Regions from separate parts of the Mus musculus genome. Here region 2 is linked to region 1. The links are chromatin loops, found by intact Hi-C in ENCODE. Cell type or tissue: heart. All regions are shown on one strand. Each heading gives the region's core, and the rest is flanking DNA. Links, peaks and the distances in the headings are about the cores only. Region 1 has its middle 30 kb from the start of Gm33265. Region 2 overlaps Gm33215 (a long non-coding RNA gene).

Region 1 (2,913 bases), core at 319-2,818:
ATGTATGTATGTATCTGTGTGTATCTGTGTGTTAAGTATATGTGTGTTCTGTATTGTTGTTTCTTATCACTGCCTTGGCCTGCTCATGTTTTCTCCCCTGAAGATGACAAAAGCTAGCAGAGATAACTGAAGTTCAGAATGTTATAAAGGGCCAACTGCAGAGGGGACAATAAAATGAGATAAACAGGATGCAAGTCTATAAGAATCAGGTAAAAGTCCTGTCCCCGAGGGTCGGAAGGTTCCACCCTGTCAAACCCTGGTGGGAGACTCAGAGAAGAAAGAAAGATTTTGAGATAGAAGATGAGGGCAAACACAAGAGAAGCAGTCAGAGGAGTGTGGCCCCTTTGGCATACATGATCGTAGTGAGAGTTGTGTCACTGGTGTGCCCAGACCAGGGTGAGGGCTTGTTAGTGTGAAGAGAACAGGTGCTACTTCTGACTCTGTGGACAGGCACTGAGGAAACCTGGTCCTTTAACGACATCCTTCAAATCCGCAGCTGGGGCAGCTGGTTATGGTGAGACCCAGCAGCAGTCTGGCAACAAGGGAAATTACACTGAGAGACTTTAGAGGGCAGGGTCTCCTTGCTTAGAAGACAGGGTCTCTGTGCTTAGAGGGTGGGAGTTCCATGCTTAGAGGGCAGGGGTCTCTGTGTTTAAAGGGGGTCTTAGTACTTAAAAAGGTGGGCAACTGATTTCAGTGTATCAGTAAAGGCACAAAACAAGATATAAAGCCCTAATTTAGGAAGCCACTCCAATTGTCCTGCTGTACCTTGGGGCTATTGTATGCTAGGAACTTAGGGAGTTTAGCGGTTTGGGAAGATACTAGGAAGGCTATAAGGCATAGCTAATCTCCTCTGTGACAGCTTCTGTGATACAACAGGCATCGCGCTGCGTTTCACACTGGCTAGATCCTACCTGGAACAGGTGGGGTTTTTAAGAATATTTTAAGAAGAATTCTTAATATGTTCCACAAAGGGCATTTAATCAAAACTACAAAGTCTTTTGTGTTCAGAATGCAAGAAAGTGCTGGAGAGTCTTTCCCTAGAAGACTAAAGGCTTCCAGGGAATGGAGTAGATGCCTACATTTATTTGAAAAATGTAACAAATAACTCTCCATACCTACGGGCCTGGTGGTGCAGGCCTGTAATTTGGGAGATTAAGGCAGGAGGATTAAAAGCTCAGGGCCAGTTTGGGCTAAAGAGTGAATTCAAGGACAGTTTGGACAATTTAGTGAGACCCTATCTCAAATAATCAGACAAGTGGAGGGGTGGCTCAAAGATAGAGTGTCTGCCCAGAATGTCTAGTCTCAAGCTCAGTCCCCAGTACAAACCAAACAACCAAAGAGCCCAAAGAGTAAGACGAATAGTTAACAATCTGTGGTTAAGAGTACACACTGCTCTTGAAGAGGCTTAATTATCAGTACTCACATGAGGTGGTTCACAACTGCCTGTAAAGCTATAGTTACAGGGGAATTGAGCGCCCTCTTCTGGTCTCCAGGGGAACCTGTGCTCATATGCACATACCCCCACACAGATACATATATATAATTGAAGAATGATTTAAAAAGTAGTAATGGGGCTGGAGAGATGGCTCAGCAGTTAAGAGCAGGAACTGCTTCTGCAGAGGACCAGAGTTCAGTCTCCAGCACTAATATCAGGTGGCTCACAACTGCCTGTAACTCCAGCCACAGAGGCTCTGATATGACCTTCTGGGCTTTGAGGAGCACCTGCTCTAATATGCATGCCCTAATGCCATACATGTATGCACATGTACAATTTAAAAATAAAAGAAAGTTTAAACAAGACCCCAACAAGCATAATATTTCCAGACACACTAACATGGAAGAGGGAACTCTCATTGGGCCCTAAACCTACTCAAGGAACTATAGACAACTAAGAAATGCTTAGAGTGGGAGAAATAGTCTTTCCCCAATGAAGAGCTTATCTTATCCAATGTATCAGCCCTGAAACCATATACATATAAGCAACATTGTATAAACTGCTGTGCAAATTGTATTTACAAACTTAAGAATATAAGTCTATGAATATATATGCATATATACACATACATGCATATATATGTATATATACACATACATGCATATATGTATATATATATATATATATGTATATATATATATATAATTTTAAAAGTCCAAAAAATTTTTAAAAATCTGAACAGAGATAATAATAAAAACAAACAGAAATACAGGATGGTAGGACCTTTGGGGCTCAGAGATTTCCAGAAATTTCATTCTTAAATATTGCAGTTGCTTAATTTCTTTTACTGTTGCTTTTCTCTCAACTCCCAATTGTAACTTCACAGAATTCTTGTAAACACAACTTGGAATAACACCAAGTGCACAAACCAGTGCTGAGCCCATAGGAACCGCTTAAGTGTTAGCACTTAGTTTACTGTATAAAGGTGTCCAGAGATGTGTGGTGGAAGGTAGATTGACTTGAAAGGCATTAAGCAAGTCTGTCTCTGAGGATGTCTGTGTGTCTGCAGAGGTGGTGTAGAGGGATGCCCCACTGGGTGGACGATTGAGGCAGACGCCTCAGTGTTTCAGCTGTTACGTGAGCCCACGACCCTGCATCCCCATTTGCCACTGCTAGGTTGAGAGAGGCCATGCTCTCCTCACTGTCTGGATTTGAGGCGTAGTGTCATTAGTGTGACTTCTCAAGTGTTGTCACACTGGTCCCATGTAGGTGGATGTCTTCATCTTTGTCTGTGTCTCCCAGTTCCTATTCTCACTTTAAGGAAGCTTCCGCCCTCAGCATTGGTTCCTATGGTTGGGCTGATTCTGATTCCACCTCCCAGATCTGTTTAGCACAAGACCCCCTCAACCTTGTCTTTCTGCCTCCTGGCCACTATCCCTTGTTCACAGATGTGAAGAGGGCCCTAGTCAGTCAAC
Region 2 (2,913 bases), core at 122-2,621, 50 kb before region 1:
GCCCCTGCTGGCAACCCCAGCCCACCCCATACTCATGAGAACCACTCCAAGTACAGGTGGCATTGGACTTCTGAGTCTCTGAGTAATTTCTTACAGAGCTGAAATCCAGCAAGTTCCCCATACTGTTTTTTTTCCCCACCCAGGACAAGCCCTACACTCTGGTCTTCTGCTTGCTGTCTTTGGCTTTGCAGAAATAAGCTAACCCTCCCTGATTGTCACAGATGACCAACAAATGAGAGAGACCCTTGAGAGAGTGGGAGGACTTGTGTTCGGCAAATGCATGCAGGACACAGGCCAGGCAGGCTTTCAATGTTGGCTGCATCTACAGGATTCTGATGATACCGTTTAAAACGCAGCATAAGCAATCAGCAGGCCTGGGAGATGTTAAGTAGTTGCTTTGTAGTTGGTCTCTGAGGTTGTAGTCAAGGCCTTAGAGCTATGAAGTTGGGACTCACTGCAGATTGACTGCTTTAGGATGGGAAGAAAATCTCTGTTCTCATCTGATCTACCTTTTCCTTGTTTGCGTGCACGAGTGCACGGGAGAAAAAGAGAGGGGGGTGGTAGGTGGGTATGCACTTGAATGGGAAGTGCACTTCATTAGCTACTCTGGGCTGTGACATTGCTACTGTCTCCAAACCACTTTGAAGATGGCTATACTATTTAATCAGGTTTTATTTTTTACCTTATTTTATTTTTAATTTAATTTTGTGTTTTGAAACAGGGTTTCTCCATGTAGTCCTAGTTAGTTATCTTGGAACTTGCTCTGTAGACCAGGCTGGCCTCAGATGGGAGATCTGCCTGCCTCTGTCTGTTAAGTTTTGGGACTAAAGGTGTGTACCACCACTGACCAGCTCAGGGTTTATTTTAAATATATAAATTCATCTCTTTATAACAGAAAAAAAAAGTCAAGAAACCAGTAAAGTTTATGTTTCCTAAATCTCTTCCAATTAAAAAAAAACCTCCCTCTCCTCTCCCCCATTTTAAGCCGAGCGAGGCAATCTAGAGAGTCTAATGCTGTGCTTGCATGTTAATTATAGGTTCCTCAGTGACATGTGTGACCTTGACTTTGAGTAGTTCTGGAGCGTTGAGGATGGAACTGTAAGTGGGTTGTTGATACAATGTGCTTAGAAGCAGGACAGCCCTCTCCCTTTCCCACAGCAGAGCACATTAATTTGTTTTTGGTGTGAGTACTAAGGGTGCATTCATTCTGCAGAAGATTAATTTAGACTGGCTGTATAATTGGACATCACTGGCATTATTCATGGTGGCTGACAGTGAATGAGAGAGAGCACCCATGAGCACAGCTCAACCAAGCTCTTGTTGGTTCGAGGTTTGTATAACGAAGGTTGGAGAGGCCAGCCAGCAGCCTATTTCTGGATCAGAGTTCCTGGTTTACCTAAAGGATCACTTCAGCCTGGGGGGGCGGGGGGGGGGACGGATGGGAGGGACGGGGGACAGGGGGACAGGGGGACAGGGGTCTCCCAAGGCAATCAGGATAAATACTGGCCAAGTTACCAGCCATCCTGGTCTCCTCCGACAAGGGACCTGGGGGCAGGGCAGACTCCTAGTGATGCTGATCAAATCAGTTTGTTCAACTGAGCTTGGAGGAGTGAAGGGGCCTGGGGGCTGTCCTAGAGGAGACCTGGGAAATGGGAGGTGCTGAGCTCAGAAGTGCATGAGGCCTACCCACTGGTCATGTTGTTACCTGGGAGGCTGGATTTTTCTACCTCAAGTCCCCATGTACGTTTTCTGTGAGAAAATGTCATATAGCTACAAATCAATTAAAGAAGTCTCCAATCCCAGTGATGTTGCTTCTTGCCTCATTCAAACTGAAAAACTTAACAGGCAGCACCTCTCTGTTCTTGAGATGTGTTCTTTCCCACTTCTAGAGCGGGTGGTAGAGAACTGTGGGAAAGGGACCTCTGGCTCATGTGGTGGTATACATCTTCAATCTCAGCATTCAGTGGGCAGAGGCAGGGGCATCTCTGTGAACTCAAGGCCAGCCTGGTCTACATATCAAATTCTAGGCCAGGGTTATACATCATGAGACCTTGCCTCAAAAAAAAAAAAAAAGAAAAAAAAAAGAAACCAAAAACTAAAAAGAAAAAAGAAAGAAAGAAGGAAGGGAGAAAGAAAAAAGACAGAAGAAAGGAAGGAAGGAAGAAAGGAAGGAAGGAAGGAAGGGAAGAAGGAAGAAAGAAAGAAAGAAAGAAAGAAAGAAAGGGGAGGGAGGGAGGGAGAGAGAGAGAGAGGACGAGAGAGAGAGAGAGAGAGAGAGAGAGAGAGAGAGAGAGAGAGAGAGAAGAAAAGAGAGGTTTTGCCTTTCTCTTTGCCTTGGGTTTCTAAATTAGGCTGTTGACTGACAGATGGATGACCACGCCTACCCAGATTACTTTAGGAGCCTAAACCACAAAGGGGGAGGAGCCAAGAGTCAGTTTGCTCCCATAATGCCTCCCCCCTCTTCAGAGCACTGGGGCCAGAGGTGGCCTTTGTCCCACTTCTCTCTTTTTCATGGAACACTGCCTCGAGAAGTCGTTTCTTTAGGTTTAAAGTTAAAGCCTTAACATGTCAATTGATAATTAAAATAGGAACAAATTCATCTAGAAAGTTCATGGACTCAGCCAGCGAGAATAGTATGTTCCAGCCTCAGGTACTTAGGACCCTGAATTCCCTGGCTCCAGGCATGCCCAGGTGTTTACCGCTGGCTGCTCAAGCCATTTCCAACCGGAGGACTTTCGCACTGTTACTGCTCTGTGTCAGCAGTCCGGCTGCCTTACATTTGTTCCCTGCTTCTTGGCCGCCCCCTCCAGTGGTAATAAAGATCTGCCATGAGATGAGATTTCCATCCGTACACTATGTTTCCATTCCATCTGATTGAACATTTCCTGGGCTTGCCAAGCCCGTGAGTCTGTC

Evidence for each region. Peaks named below come from ENCODE experiments on the same cell type or tissue, not always from the same donor. Only the 100,000 strongest peaks of a DNase experiment are listed, where the experiment ranks them.
Region 2: a loop joins it to region 1, with 2.6 times the contacts of the local background. A loop is called at or near these places in 1 of 42 quality-filtered maps.

Annotation. Positions count from the first base shown.
Region 1 is chr3:101,695,556-101,698,468 of GRCm38, forward strand. No RefSeq gene overlaps it. Among named protein-coding and RNA genes, the nearest start is that of Gm33265, 30 kb to the left of the region's middle. In heart, for the core only: a CTCF peak has its summit at 1,489 (motif pointing left); no DNase peak of the experiment used is centred there; H3K27ac peaks cover 419 bases.
Region 2 is chr3:101,645,831-101,648,743 of GRCm38, forward strand. The region is part of intron 2 of Gm33215 (a long non-coding RNA gene); the gene reads right to left. Among named protein-coding and RNA genes, the nearest start is that of Gm33215, 3.5 kb to the right of the region's middle. In heart, for the core only: no CTCF peak of the experiment used is centred there; no DNase peak of the experiment used is centred there; H3K27ac peaks cover 199 bases.